2 separate regions of the Homo sapiens genome follow, and region 2 is linked to region 1. Evidence: read pairs that join two places in POLR2A ChIA-PET (ENCODE). Cell type or tissue: K562. All regions are shown on one strand. Links, peaks and the distances in the headings refer to the core of each region. The heading gives the core; the rest is flanking DNA.

What was found. ChIA-PET counts read pairs that join two places held together with the same protein. Peaks named below come from ENCODE experiments on the same cell type or tissue, not always from the same donor. Only the 100,000 strongest peaks of a DNase experiment are listed, where the experiment ranks them.
Region 2: POLR2A ChIA-PET joins it to region 1 with 5 read pairs; 2 of 35 experiments call an interaction of 5 or more read pairs at or near these places.

Annotation. Positions count from the first base shown.
Region 1 is chr4:78,851,577-78,854,499 of GRCh38, reverse strand. The region is part of intron 7 of BMP2K (BMP2 inducible kinase); the gene reads right to left. Among named protein-coding and RNA genes, the nearest start is that of BMP2K, 77 kb to the right of the region's middle. In K562, for the core only: no CTCF peak of the experiment used is centred there; no DNase peak of the experiment used is centred there.
Region 2 is chr4:78,690,855-78,693,777 of GRCh38, reverse strand. No RefSeq gene overlaps it. Among named protein-coding and RNA genes, the nearest start is that of LINC01094, 46 kb to the right of the region's middle. RefSeq lists cis regulatory regions at 1,261-1,939, 2,105-2,211. In K562, for the core only: no CTCF peak of the experiment used is centred there; DNase peaks (open chromatin) are centred at 1,577 and 2,167; H3K4me3 peaks cover 593 bases.

The DNA.
Region 1 (2,923 bases), core at 200-2,699:
AAGTTCAAGACCAGCCTGACCAACATGGTGAAACCCCATCTCTACTAAAAATACAAAAATTAGCCAGGCATGGTGGCATAGGCCTGTAGTCCCAGCTACTCAGGAGGCTGTGGCAGGAGAATCTCTTGAAACTGGGAGGCAGAGGTTGTAGTGAGCCAAGATCACACCATTGCTCTCCAACCTGGACAACAGAGTGAGACATGGTCTTAAAAAATAAATAAATAATAATAATAATAATAAATTTAGCCCCAATAGATGAGCTCTTAAGAGCAAAGATAAAGAAACCATAAAGCAATAAGTGAGAAGACCCTAAAGTTTAAAAAAAAAAAAAAAAAAGCTTTTACCTGGTGTTCATCATTACCTTACTGCACAAAATAAGGAGGTAAGAAAAATAATCTTAGTAGTTATATTTAACAGTATATTCTGGAATATATGATAATTTATGGTAAGCCTTTGGTAGATCCACCATTAACCCATAAAACCAAATTCCACTTCAAAGCATCCAAAGACATTTCTGCAGGGAAAGTATGCTCTAGTAAGTGTCTGACAGCATGTCCTGCCCCTATCCAGAAAATCAGAAATTAAGTTAGATGAAGAATTGTAATATTGATATCAAGAGTAGTTGTAGTACTAGTTTTTATAGTAATAATGACTATAGTATTAAAGGCTATCTCTTACTAAAAAGCACTTTTCAGCTTTCATTTAATTCTCACAATAACCGTAAGAGGTGGGTACTTTTTAAATGCCCCTTTTAGAAATGGGAAGACTGAGATAAATGGAGGTGCTCAATGTTCCATACCAAACAGGGACAGAGCAGATGCAATCCAAGGCTGTTTGGCTCTAGAAGTCTTGCTCTTAATCTCTGCAATGTACTTCTTTAATCACCTTACAACACAGGAGCCAAAAGACAACTGAGGCAGCCAGCTTTCAGTACATTCTTCATAACTATTCAGTAATCCCGTTAGTTATGTTTCTCATTCTCCTCTAAATGGTTCTCTAAGTTCTTTTCAACTCCTGGATCTGGAAAGTACTTCTTTCCTCATCCCCCATGTCGGCCCCATTACTTGTCTATTGGGAGAGTTAACAAAAGCTAAGAAAAGTTCTAAATATTTGACTCCACTACTTTTAAGAAGAAAAGTCTCCAGGAAAGAAAGAAGAAATTAATAGGTTTATGAAGAGTAAATAATGGTAACTACCCTTGACCTAAATTAGTAATAAGAAAAGTATATTCAAATTCTTAGGTAACCACAAACCATACAGTTTTAACAAAGATTTGTCATGGCTATTTCATTTTCAAAATTTCTGTGTGTTATAAAATGGATGCAAATGGAACTAATACGAAAACGATGTGTATCTTCTTATGCTTTATTTTATGTTAATATATGGAAACAACTACATTGCATGAATACACAATTGACAAAAGCTTCACATTCAAAAACTATGAGCCAAGCTAGGAATTCCTGATTTTTCTGAATGTAGGATTTATTTAAAAGTAATATAAATCACTAATTACATATTATAAACACAGAGACACTGAAATAAAATGGCAAAAGACACAAAAGGCCACATTTGAAAAATATAAAGAATAAAATGGCAGGCCAAACATGGTGGTTCATGTCTGTAATCCCAACACTTTGGGAGACTGTGGTGGCAGGACTGCTCGAGGCCAGGAGTTTGAGACCAGCCTGGGCATACAGCAAAACCCAATCTCTACAAAAATTTAAAAATTAAACCAGCATGGTGGCACATGCCCATAGTTCCAGCTACTCAGGAGGCTGAGGTGGGAGGATCACTTGAGGCCAGGAGTTTGTATAGTAAGCTATGATCACAACACTGTACTCCAGCAGGTCCTGGGCCACAGAATGAGACCTTGTCTCTTGAAGAAGACAAAGAAAAAGAAAAAAATTGCAAAGAATCTAAATGTTTTCTAAAACACATTACATTATAGGTAAGTAAGTTATGGTTTTAAAATCTGTACTTTATTAAGCTTTTACTACTCAATACAATACTTTAAAAGTCCATAAAGCCCTCTGACAGGAGGTAAAATACTAGGAATATTGTAATTTCAGATTGACTTGAATGCTTTTATGTTTTTTCAACCTTTTGTTATTTTTGCCTAGCTCTCAGAAATAAGTTCAAAGACATAATACATGATTAAATTTATACTAGCAATGATAAAAACTAAAATTAGCACATTTACTGACAGTAAGGGAAGCATATAATACACTGTAATGCATCAATTAACTAGAGCCTAATTAGATCTAAAATTATCAGTAGTATTTTTTTCCATCTCACATTACAAACACACATAACCCCACCCCACTCCCACATTACATACACACAGAGAAAAAAAGAAAAACCTAATCACAAGAAAATAAGATCCTACTACTGTAAGCAAATTAAATCACAAGTCAGACTAGATTTCTTCTATGCTCCCTTTTTTCTTTTGGTCATTTTTGACCTTTTTTGGAATTTTTACCCTTTTCTTTATGATTTACACGAGCTTCATAAATTATAAAACTTAGACATTTGTCAAATGAGTAATAAATATTTCTAATTTATGAGTTTGGGTTCATGAGTCTGGGGGAACTTTTAATGGTTTAAAGTTATATGGCAATGGATTAATCTTTTTTTAATAATAGTTCCTGGGATTAAATGTCTAGCTTATAAATTCCACATTCTACTCTTATAAATAATTTCACACTTATTTTCTTCAAGTACATTTATTTTTATATTTAAATCTTTGATTTATCTGCAATTTTAGCATAAAGAATGAAATAGAGATCCAGCCTTATTTTTTGCCCACAAACGGCTGAGAAAGTTGAACTGCCATCTTCATCATACAAACCTCAAAATATTTCTATTTCTCTCTTTTCTATTCCAGTGAGCTGGAGGCTACAACAAGGGGTACTTGAATGCAGAA
Region 2 (2,923 bases), core at 189-2,688, 160 kb after region 1:
TCTGCCTGCTAACCTATCCTTTAAAAAACCCTAGCCTCTGAATTTTCAGGGAGGTTGATTCGAGTAATAATAAAACTGCTATTTAGCCCACTCTTCATATATTCAACTCTTTCTCTGTTGCAATCTCCCTGTCTTGATAAATCGTCTCTATCTGAGCAGCAGGCAAAATAAGCCCCTGGGGTGGTTACATTCACTAGAACTTAAATTTTGTGAGACCAGGAATTTTCATCTGTTTTGGTCCCTGCTATATCCCATATGTATGGAACAGTGTCTGGCACATGGTAGGTTCTCCATATATATTTTTGAATGAATGAATGACTAGACAGGATCTATGGCATGATGGTTAAGATACAGTCTCTGGTGTTACGCTAACTGCGATCAAATCCAAACTCTGTTCCTAGTAGTGTTAGCCTGTGTGGATACTTAACTTCCCTGTACTCATGTACTAGTTTTCTCATAGTTAAAGTGGCATTGATAATAACAGATCTTATTTCATAAGGATGTCATTAGCATGTGCTTAGAAACATGCCTATTATGTTGACTATTGTTTCATCTATCTATTGCTGTATAACAAACTATTCCAAAACATCTTGACTTAAATCAACATCTTATTTACTTGCTCATGATTCTTCCATTTGGGCAGGGCTCAGCAGGGAAAACTTGTCCCTGCTCTCTGTGATGACTGTGCATGCTGAAACATCCATGAGAGCTTCTTGGCTCATGTCTGTCACTTCAGCAAAGGCGGCTCAAATGGTTGGAGACAGGCCGGAAGAGCTTGCCTGGAATGGTACATCTGGCACCTTAGTTCTTTCCGTCAGCTGTGTTCTCAGCACTCCTCCATGTACCCAGCCTTAAGACTGCTTCCTTTCCACGTGTCCTCTCATGTGGTGTCTCCATGCAACCCTGAGCTGGCATGTAAAAAGTCTGGCTACCCTCCTTTAAGGAGTGCAAAAGTGGAAGCTTCTAGGCTTTTGAAAGCTCAGTCCTTTTAAAGGCATAAGGTCTTAAAGCTTAGGCTGCATTCTATTGGCTTTTCAACCTTGACACTATTGACATTTTTGGCAAGGTATTTTTTTGTTGTTGTGGGGGACTGTACTGTGTATTGTAGAATGTTTAGTAGCATCCCTGGCCACTACCCACTAGTACAGTAGGAATGCTAGTAGCATCCTTTCTCCACATTCCCCATTTGGGTCAAATAAAAGTGTTTCTAAACACTGCCAAATATCCCCTGGAGAACAAAATCTCTGTGAGAACCACTGGGTTAAAGTAAGTCACAGGTTCAGACCAGATTCCAGGGAGAGGATTGTCAAGGATATGAATACCAGAAAAAATGGTTCATTGAGGGCTGTCAGTGTAACAGAGTATTATTGTCTCTGAATCTTGCATCTCCAAGGAATTCATGTTCCTGAATTCTGCTCATATGTTGAGCCGTCTTTCCTTCTTCCTAATGGGCTTCTCATCCTAGTTGCTTATCTGAGTGTCCCTGCTTGTCACTAGCAGTGCTCTGCAGTTTCCAGCAGTTTGCATATCTGTGTGCTGCTCTTGGCTTCCTCTCTTGCACGACTCTAGAGATAGTCTGACATCAGACTTGCCTCTAGGGTGATTCTTTCCTCTCCCTCCCATCCCCTGTGGTTCAGTGAGTTATCTCTAGTGCTCATGTCGTAGCACATGACCAGGTTCTGGGGACAGATAAGGCTAATCTTGCAGCCTCCTAATATGTCATACTCTGTCATATCCACACGTATACTCAATTGCTCTCTCCCTAAGAGGTACTTGCTTTGCCACCCCTCCCTTCCCACTCCCAATTAACTCTTTTATTTTCTTCAAGATTCAGTTCCAGGCCTGCTTCTTCTAGGAAACCTTCCTGGAAAGCCCATTCTCTAGTCCTATTTAGCAGTTTATTGAGGGCAGAGGACATTTCATATTCATCTTCAAGTTTCCAATACAGTGTCTCTTGCATGGAAGGTATTTCTTAGATCAATACAAGAATGATTTAAAATGCAAAACAAAAAGTTTAAAATTTGAGGAGAGACTGAGAATGTGTAGAAGTGAGTCATATCATTCTCTTGGGGAGAGACTTCTGGGCAGGAGGAACAGCCAGTGCTTGGTCCCTGAGTGTGGAGTTCGCTGAGCGGGGAGTGGCTGTGATGTTTAAGAAAGACCAAAGGGACCAGCTTGGCTGGGGGAGTGAAGGAGGAGAGAGGAAGCCAGAGATGGGATCAGACAGGTAACAGAACAAAGCATCTGGCTGTGTAGGTCAAGGTAAGGGCTCTGGATTTGACTCTGAATGAGATGAGAAGCCTGGTGGAAGTTTTGTGCAGAACAGTGGCTTACACTGAACTGTATTCTTGGAGGATTGTTGTGGTTTCTGTGTTGGAAATAGAATATGACAGGGCCAGGGAGGAAGCAGCAAGACCAGTCAGAAAGCTATAGCAGTAATCTGGTGAGAGATGATAATTGCCTTTCCTGGTGGATTTGATGTGGAATATCGGAACAAGAAAGGTATCAGGGATGACCCCATGGCTTCAGCTCCGAGCAGGAAGAAGGGTGAAACATTTTCTGACAGAAAAGTCTACTTAGGGGAGGAAATGAAAAGTTTAGTATTTACATGTTAAGTGTGAGATGCTTACTGTACATTCCGTTTGTTGCACAGTAGACAGTTGGCAATAAAAGTGTGAAGTGCAGAGAGGCATATAAATTAAAGATACATAAATATGGATGTTCTTAGTTCTATTACTTAAGCTAAGATTGACTTCTGTGATTCAAACAATAACAACAAAATACAATGGTTTATTACAATAGGAGTTTATTTCTCATAATTCCATAGCCTAGGAAAATTCCAGATCATTGGCAAATTGTGACAAGACCTATTTCTGTGGAGAGTTGGGAATAAAAACCTGATTGAAGTCGTTCAACAAAGAAT